Linked DNA regions of Homo sapiens: region 2 is linked to region 1. Evidence: chromatin contacts called from ENCODE Hi-C or POLR2A ChIA-PET data. All regions are on one chromosome and are shown on one strand. Each heading gives the region's core, a stretch centred on a gene start or an enhancer-like site at or near the end of the contact. The rest is flanking DNA. Distances are from core to core; before and after follow the strand shown. Region 1 overlaps ABTB3 (ankyrin repeat and BTB domain containing 3). Region 2 overlaps ABTB3 (ankyrin repeat and BTB domain containing 3).

Region 1 (3,738 bases), core at 557-3,056:
GGCATTCATCTCTCAGTGACTCTAAAGCAGCCAGGGGGGCAGGGGTGGGGTTGGGGGGCCGTAAGAAAAGGAGCCTGAAGCAGGAACCTGGGAAAACAGGCTGGCTCCCTGTACCCTCCTGGTGCCCTGCTACATCAGTGTTCTGGGAATGGCTATTTTCTCAAGGGGCAACTTCTCCCCAAACCCTTAACAGGGTACCAAGCCACCTGTTTTCTGTTACAAACTTACCAGTGTTCTTTTCCTGCAAAGAAAAGACAGAAAGAGAAAGAGCCTTGGTCTTGAGGGAAAAGGCCTGGGTTCTAGCCCAGCTCTGCATTCAGCAGCTGTGTGGCTTTAGGCAAGTGGCCTAACCTCTCTGAGCTGTTTACTCACTGGAAGATGGGAAAGCTCACTCTCCCTGTGTGGCCTTTGTGAAATTATACTGAGATTCTGGCTGGGAAAATGGTTTGAAAACTCTAGTTCTGGCTGGGCGTGGTGGCTCATGCCTGTAATCCCAGCACTTTGGGAGACCAAGGCAGGTGGATCACCTGAGTGCAGGAGTTCGAGACCACCCTGGGCAACATGACGAAACCACGCCTCTACTAAAATACAAAAATAAAAATAGCTGGGTGTGATGGCACGCCCCTGTAGTCCCAGCTCCTCGGGAGGCTGAGGCACAAGAATCGCTTGAGCCCCGGAGGTGGAAGTGGCAGTGAGCCGAGATCCCACCACTGCACTCCAGCTTGGGCTACAGAGTGAGACTCTCTGAAGAAAAAAAAAGAGAAAAAAGAAAACTCTAGCTCTCCCTCAGAGGGGCCACGGTGTTGCTTCTCTTGCTGACTCAACATCTCTCTTTTCCATCCCACATCAGGGGGCTGGGGGTTGTGTGATGTAAGGCACTCAGAGAGGGTCCCAGTGGGGAAACATATTAAATAATTTTTTAAAATTCCTGCCCCTGTACTGGGTAGAATAGCACGTCCCCCTGGAACCTCAGAATATGATTTTATTTGGAAATAGGGGCTGTGCAGATGTAATTAGTTAAAATAAGGTTGTTTTAGTCTGTTCTCATGCTGCTAATAAAGACATACCCAAGACTGGGTAATTTATAAAGGAAAGAGATGTAATGGGCTCACAGTTCCTCAGGGCTGGGGAGGCCTCACAATCATGGCAGAAGGCAAAGGAGAAGCAAAGGCACGTCCTACATGGTGGCAGGCAAGAGGGCTTATGCAGGGAACTCCCATTTAGGTAACCATCAGATCTTGTGAGACTTGTTCACTACCACGAGAACAGTATGGGCGAACCCACCCCCATGATACAATTATCTCCACCTGGCCCCACCCTTGACACATGGGGATTATTACAATTCAAGGTGAGATTTGAGTGGGGACACAGAGCCAAACCATACATGCTGGATTAAGGTGGACCCTAAATCCAGTATGACTGGCATCCTTAAGAGAAGAGAGGACACACAGAGACACAGACACAGATGGAAGAAGGCCACGTGATGACAGAGGCAGAGATTAGAGGGAGACAGCTACAAGCCAAGGAATGTCAAGGTTTCTGGGAGCCTCCAGAAGCCAGGAGAGGGGCACAAGTTGTCCCTCAGAGCCTCTGGAAGGAACTGGCCTTGCTGGCACCTTGCTTTTGGACTTCTGGCCTCCAAACTACATTTGCACTGTTTTAAGCCACCCAGGAAACGAATCCATTCGCAACCCCTTGTTTTATAAATCCTCGGCTCTTGTGGTTTCTGAATAATCAACTTTCTGCTTAAGACTTGTATTGCAGATTTGCCTTGAAAAAGAAAGTTTTGAGGGTGGGGAAGTTGGGGAGGTAGAGGATATGAATAAGCTTAGAGTCAGAAAGCCAAACCTCAGAGATTCACGTCAGTCCCAAAGCCTCCAGAGAAAGAAAATAAGCCAGGCCTGGGGCTGGGGATCTTGAGCCTGGCACTCGGCATAATCAAATGCTCCCCTGCTGGCATGGTTCCAGAGACAGCTGGAATTCAAATATGCTGATGAATAAATAAGGAGGGAGCCAGGTTTTCTCTGGAGATTTCCATCTGATTTTGCATTGTGGGTTGGGGCAAAGAAGAGGGTGGCCCAGGAGGAGGTGGTCTGCATTGGGAGAAACGTCTGAGCCCTTCCTGATGGGTTGTTTTCCTTTGGGGTCCCTGGGGAGAACTTTGAGACTTCAATCAGCCTCAGTTTAGAAATTCCTTAGTAGAAAAGGAAGTGGGGTTTTGCACATCCTGGAAATCTTCCTCATTTTTGTACTGTTTTATTTGCAGAAAATTTAAAGTTTTCTTTCATTAATGCTTTTAAAAATGGATGGCATTTTAATATTAGTTTAATATTCAATGAATGAAACTATCTTGAGTGTAGCTTTTGGCTTTGCTGTAATTTCTCTTATATCCAGAACAGTTTCTGAGAGCGGAGAAGTCCTCTAAACCAGTGTTTGGGGGGAAGTAAAAGCTTCCCTGGAAACAAAGGACTGGGGATTTGAAAGTCAGTAAGTAGATTTGTGGAACCCTTCTGTGGGCCACATTGTGCTAGACTTCACAGTAAGTTTGCAATGGGAATGGTGATGGTGATGATGGTGGTTATGATAATGGAAATGACACTACTGATGATGGTGGTGATAGCAATGATGGTGGTAGTGATGGTGATGTAGTGATAGTGATGATAATGGTGGCGATAGTGATTATGGTGGTAGTGACAGTTATGATGATGGTGATGATGATGGTGGTAATGATCATGGTACTGAAGTGATGATGGTGGTGATAGTGATGATGATGGTAGTGATGGTGATGATGGTGGTGGTGATGATAATAGTGGTGACAGTGATGATGATGGTGGTGATAGTAACAATGGTGGCAGTGATGGTGATGATGATGTAGTCACAGTGATAATGATGGTGGTGATAATGTAGTGATAGTGATGATGGTGGTGGTGATGATAATAGTAGTGACCGTGATGATAATAGTAGTGACAATGATGATGATGGTGGTGATAGTAACAATGGTGTAGTGACGGTGATGATGACTGTGGTGATGACGCTCTAGTGACAGTGATGATAATAGTGGTGATAGTGATGATGGTGATAATGATGATAGAGTGATAGTGATAATGGTAGTGATAGTGATGATGGTGGTAGTGATGGTGATGATGGTGATGATGATGGTGGTAATGACAATGGTAGTGACAGTGATGATGATGGTGATAGTGATGATGGTGGAAGTGATGGTGATGATGGTGATGATGTAGTGACAATGATGAGGGTGGTGGTGGTAGTAATGATGGGTGATGATGATGTAGTGACAATGATGGTGGTGGTGGTAGTGATGATGGTGGTAGTGATGGTGATGATGGTGATGGTGATGATGATAGAGTGACAGTGATGATGATGGTGGTGGTGGTGATGATGGTGGTAGTGAGGGTGATGGTGGTTGATGATGATGATGGTGGTGATGATGAAAATGATGATGGTATTGATGATGATGACAGTAGTGACCTGATGAACACTGACAATGTACCTGGCCACCTTGATTAGCACTTTATACACATTATCTCATTTCACCCTTACAAACTCCCTATGGGGTAGGTTCTGTGATTACTCCCATTTTACACATAAGATAACCAAGGCACAGCGGGGTTAAGCAACTTGACCAGAGTCCCACAGCCAGTAAGCAACAGAGCTGGGCTTTGAACTAAGATGGTCAGACTCCAAAGTTTGTCCCTAAGCCACATAAACTCAGTATAA
Region 2 (4,102 bases), core at 1,238-3,737, 54 kb after region 1:
GATTAAAATAAATCTGAATTTAAACATGTAAAATGCTAAGCAGAGTGCCTGGCCCATAGTTTGTACTCCATAAAAGTTGGCTGTTCTCCTCCTTCTCCTCCTTCATCACTACCACCATTATCATCATTGAAGGTTGGATGGATCAATGCTGATGGTTCTCTTACTTGGTTTTCTCTTCGTAGATAAGTAGCATCTGATATGGTTTGGCTCTGTGTCCCCACCCCCTCACCTTGAATTGTAATCCCCATAATCCTCACATGTCAAGGGCGGGAGCAGGTGGAGGTAATTGGATCATGGGGGCAGTTTCCCCCATGTTGTTCTCCTGAAAGTGAGTGAGTCCTCACGAGATCTGATGGTTTTGTAAATGCCTGGCATTTCCCCTGCTTGCACTCACTCTGTCCTGCCGCCCTGTGAAGAAGGTGCCTGCTTCTCCTTTGCCTTCTGCCATGATTATAAGTTTCCTGAGGCCTCCCCAGCAATGCGGAACTGTGAGACAATTAAACCTCTTTCCTTTCTAAATCACCCAGTCTCGGGTATTTCCTCATAGCAGTGTGAAAATGGACTAATATAGCATCCCTGTCCCCTGCGTTCAATAAAAAAACATAGACACAGAGAAAAGCCCAGAGGAGAGTGAAAGGATGTCAGGGTGTTCTATTTGCCAAGGGGCCATCCTATACATCTAGAAAAGTAGGCACATTGGGAGGCAGCAATGCACCCTGATGGCCTCTATCAGAGACACAGTGCCAGACATGGTTGGCCCAGGGTTCTGCCCAGAGCAGCAGCTTTCATATTTTTTGTTCAAAATGACCTTACCAAATGGTTGTCTGTCTCCAGTTGCACAAGATTTTGGGAAGATGATCTGCAAGACCATTTGAATCCAGACATTAAATAAACAGGACTGCACATCTGTGGGAACAGGGTATTTATCAGGTACTTTCTATAGGCCAGAGGCTTTAAGTATATTATCTTGTTTAATCCCTGCAATAAACCTATGAAGTAGATAGTTTAACCCCTCTTTGCTGATGCAGAAGCTGGCTGGAGAGCAGGAAGTTCTTTGTCCCAGTTGCACAGAGGGCAGCTGCAGGATGGTATCAAGCTCTGGCAGTGCCGGTATCTTGTCCCTCTTGCTCTACCCCACCTTGCCGCCAGGCCAGTCCCAGAGCAGAGAAACCTTGAATAAATGGGAATGTGGACAATCAAAGGCATTAGTTTGCCCTTTTTTAGGACCCATAAACCCTTTGGAGAATTTGAATGAACTCCCCCCTTAGACAAATGCACAACACACTCAAAGTAACAGAATTTCAGGGAGACCGTGACCCTCCAGCCCACTGTGGATCCTGGCTTATGTTCATTTGCTCTCCAGGGAAATTATTTCCTTTAGGTCCACTCAAACTCATATTTGAACCTCAGTTCCCTCTGTATCTAAACTTGGGTCTTCATCACCAGGCCACGGCTGCCCTTGACCCCAATAGTGGAAATTGATGAGTAGTCCAAAACTCAGGCCTGCATCTGACACTAAAACATGATGCTAGGACCTTCTCCCTGACCAAGCATATTTTTACATGAAAAATAAATAAATAACTTCAGTTTACCTGTATACCCCATGTAGAGTCTCCAATGAGGAAAAAGAAAATTAAACCCTGGTATATAATCTTTGTGTAATAGATCAATTATAGATTTCCCTAATCTCTATAATCTAACTCTCAAAGCTTCTTTGAATAATTATATTTCCATATTTAAATTTCATAATCCTCTAAAAGAAGGAGAAATAATTCCAAGGGAAATTGTTGATTCTTTTAATAAGGGACAAAGTAGTCGAAAGCTGGGTTAGTGCACGTTAACTGACTTTCCTCTCAGTTAACATATGTTGGGAACCTACTGTTTGCTTAGCACATGCAAAATACTTTGATACACATGATCTCATTTCGCTCTCATACCTCACTCCCATCCCCAGAAGTCCGATGAGGAAAACAAGGTCATTACTATCACCCCCATTTCACAGAAGAGGAAACTGAGGTCCAGAGAGATTCTATGACCTGCCGAAAGTCAAACACAGTGAGAAGTGGCAGAGCTAAGACTGAAGCTCTGGATTCCAGTCTCCAAGTCCCATTTGCTCAGGCCTCCAAGTCCCAGTTGCTCAATATGTGAAGCAACATTTTAAAACAAAGATCTGGGTTGTTGACTTGCTGCAAATAGTGCAAATACTAAGAAAGCAATCCCGTTGAGAATATGTGAGTCATCTGTACTATTAATTAGACAACCTTCTCCCCAACATTCAGGGCCCAGGTCTCGAGTCTCCTTTGCTGTGAAGTCCCCTCTGACCATCATCCCCTTTCCCTAACTAGAGGGTCTCCTTACCCTGAAAATTGGGTCACATGTTGGAGTGGGTCATGATTATATGGCACTTTTTGCAGTGAACTCTTTAAGGGGTGGTAAGTTCCTGAATTAGTCAGAGACACCAGGACCATCAGATGAGGAATTGGCCCAAGATTCATTGCCGTGGCAACAGCTACTTGACTTAGCCTCTGACTTAATGTCTTGGCAGGTGGGCAAACCAGAGGAAGTAAGGATGACTCAGTGTGTTCCTGCCTGAGCTGAACAGGAGAATGACATGGCTGTCAAGGGAGAGGCAGGAGGCTGGGCTTGGATGGTGAGCATTTCTGGGAAGGTCTTTTCTTCCCTGAAAGCTGAGGGTTCCTAAAGTACAGCACTAGGTAGTGCCCAGGAAATGGTGAATCTGTGTCATAGCCCACAGTGTTTTCAGACTGCCCATGTCGACCCATTAGTGGATCATGATGTCACTTTTGTTGCTGCAGTCAGCATTTTTTATTACTAAGATGGAAGAGAAGTGAAAAGGAAAACAAATGAGAGTGCCTCACATGTAGTAAGGGTCACTGTTATTTTCCATTAATATTTTAATGGAAATTATGAAGAGTGTGTGTGTGCATGTGTGTGTGTGTGTGTGTGCGCACACACACACCAGGCTGTGATATAAAATATATTCTTACTCTGAGTCACAGTCAAAAATATTTGAAAAAAACAAGATTGGATTAGAGTCTTAGAAGAAAATCCATTGACTAATTTCCTGATTATGGAAACATTAAAATCTAATGGTCATCTGTATCATTCATCCATTATTCTTTTTTTTTTTATTTTTTTGGAGACAGAGTCTCACTGTGTCACCCAGGCTGGAGTGCAGTGACATGATCTCAGCTCACTGCAACCTCCGCCTCCCGAGTTCAAGTGATTTTCCTGCCTCAGCTTCCTGAGTAGCTGGGATTACAGGCACCCACCACCACAGCCAGCTAATTTTTTGTATTTTTAGTAGAGACGGGGTTTCACCATGTTAACTAGGCTGGTCTTGAACTCCTGACCTCAGGTGATCCGCCCACCTCGGCCTCCCAAAGTGCTGGGATTACAGGCGTGAGACACCACACCCGGCCCTGTTATTCATTATTCATTATTTATTTATCCAAAAAGTCATCTACTAGGGTTCCCTACCCCGTTGTCTCACCCTCTGTTAGATGTGAAGGTGAAATATTTAGGAGAAAGTGAGTAGCTCAGTGTGTCTGGAGCCACCAATCAGGCAGTGGGGACGAGAGCAGGAGTGTGAAAGGCCCACCTTACAAAGGTGCCCATCTTCAAAGGAGGAGCCTTTGCTGAGGCCTTGTGGTTCAGGCAGGGTGAGGAGTGGACTTTAACTTCTGGTCTTGGCATTCTGTCTCCCCTCACCTGCTAGTTGGTTTAAATTATTTAACACTTGTCTATTGACACTATTTTATTTCCAGATTATTTTGTCCATGCCAGTGTCATCTCTTCAGTTTTAAATGACTTGAATATGTCCTCTTCTTTTGCATCTCCAAAAAGCTGGGCAGGTATTGCCTAGGTTTTCTTCTAGGGTTTTTATGGTTTTAGGTCTAATATTTAAGTCTTTAATCCATCTGGAATTAATTTTTGTATAAGGTGTAAAGGGATCCAGTTTCAACTTTCTACATATAGCTAGCCAGTTTTCCCAGCACCATTTGTTAAATAGGGAATCCTTTCCCCATTTCTTGTTTTTGTCAGGTTTGTCAAAGATCAGATGGTTGTAGATGTGTGGTAT

The links. A loop is a pair of places that touch in the nucleus more often than their neighbours do. ChIA-PET counts read pairs that join two places held with the same protein, here RNA polymerase II (POLR2A).
Region 2: a map of MCF 10A shows a loop between it and region 1 (2.1-fold over the local background). The contact joins two enhancer-like sites. A Hi-C loop is called at or near these places in 3 of 168 maps with a recorded cell type or tissue (MCF 10A, SK-MEL-5 and heart left ventricle). POLR2A ChIA-PET finds 5 or more read pairs at or near these places in 2 of 52 experiments (H1 and OCI-LY7).

What each region holds. Positions count from the first base shown.
Region 1 is chr12:107,459,910-107,463,647 of GRCh38, forward strand. The region is part of intron 1 of ABTB3 (ankyrin repeat and BTB domain containing 3); the gene reads left to right. Among named protein-coding and RNA genes, the nearest start is that of ABTB3, 140 kb to the left of the region's middle. Within about 2 kb of position 1,807, at least 4 of the 41 ENCODE cell types and tissues checked have a DNase peak (open chromatin) inside an H3K27ac peak, as active enhancers do.
Region 2 is chr12:107,513,089-107,517,190 of GRCh38, forward strand. All of the region lies in intron 1 of ABTB3 (ankyrin repeat and BTB domain containing 3), which reads left to right. Among named protein-coding and RNA genes, the nearest start is that of PWP1, 170 kb to the right of the region's middle. RefSeq lists an enhancer at 2,404-2,698. Within about 2 kb of position 2,488, at least 8 of the 41 ENCODE cell types and tissues checked have a DNase peak (open chromatin) inside an H3K27ac peak, as active enhancers do.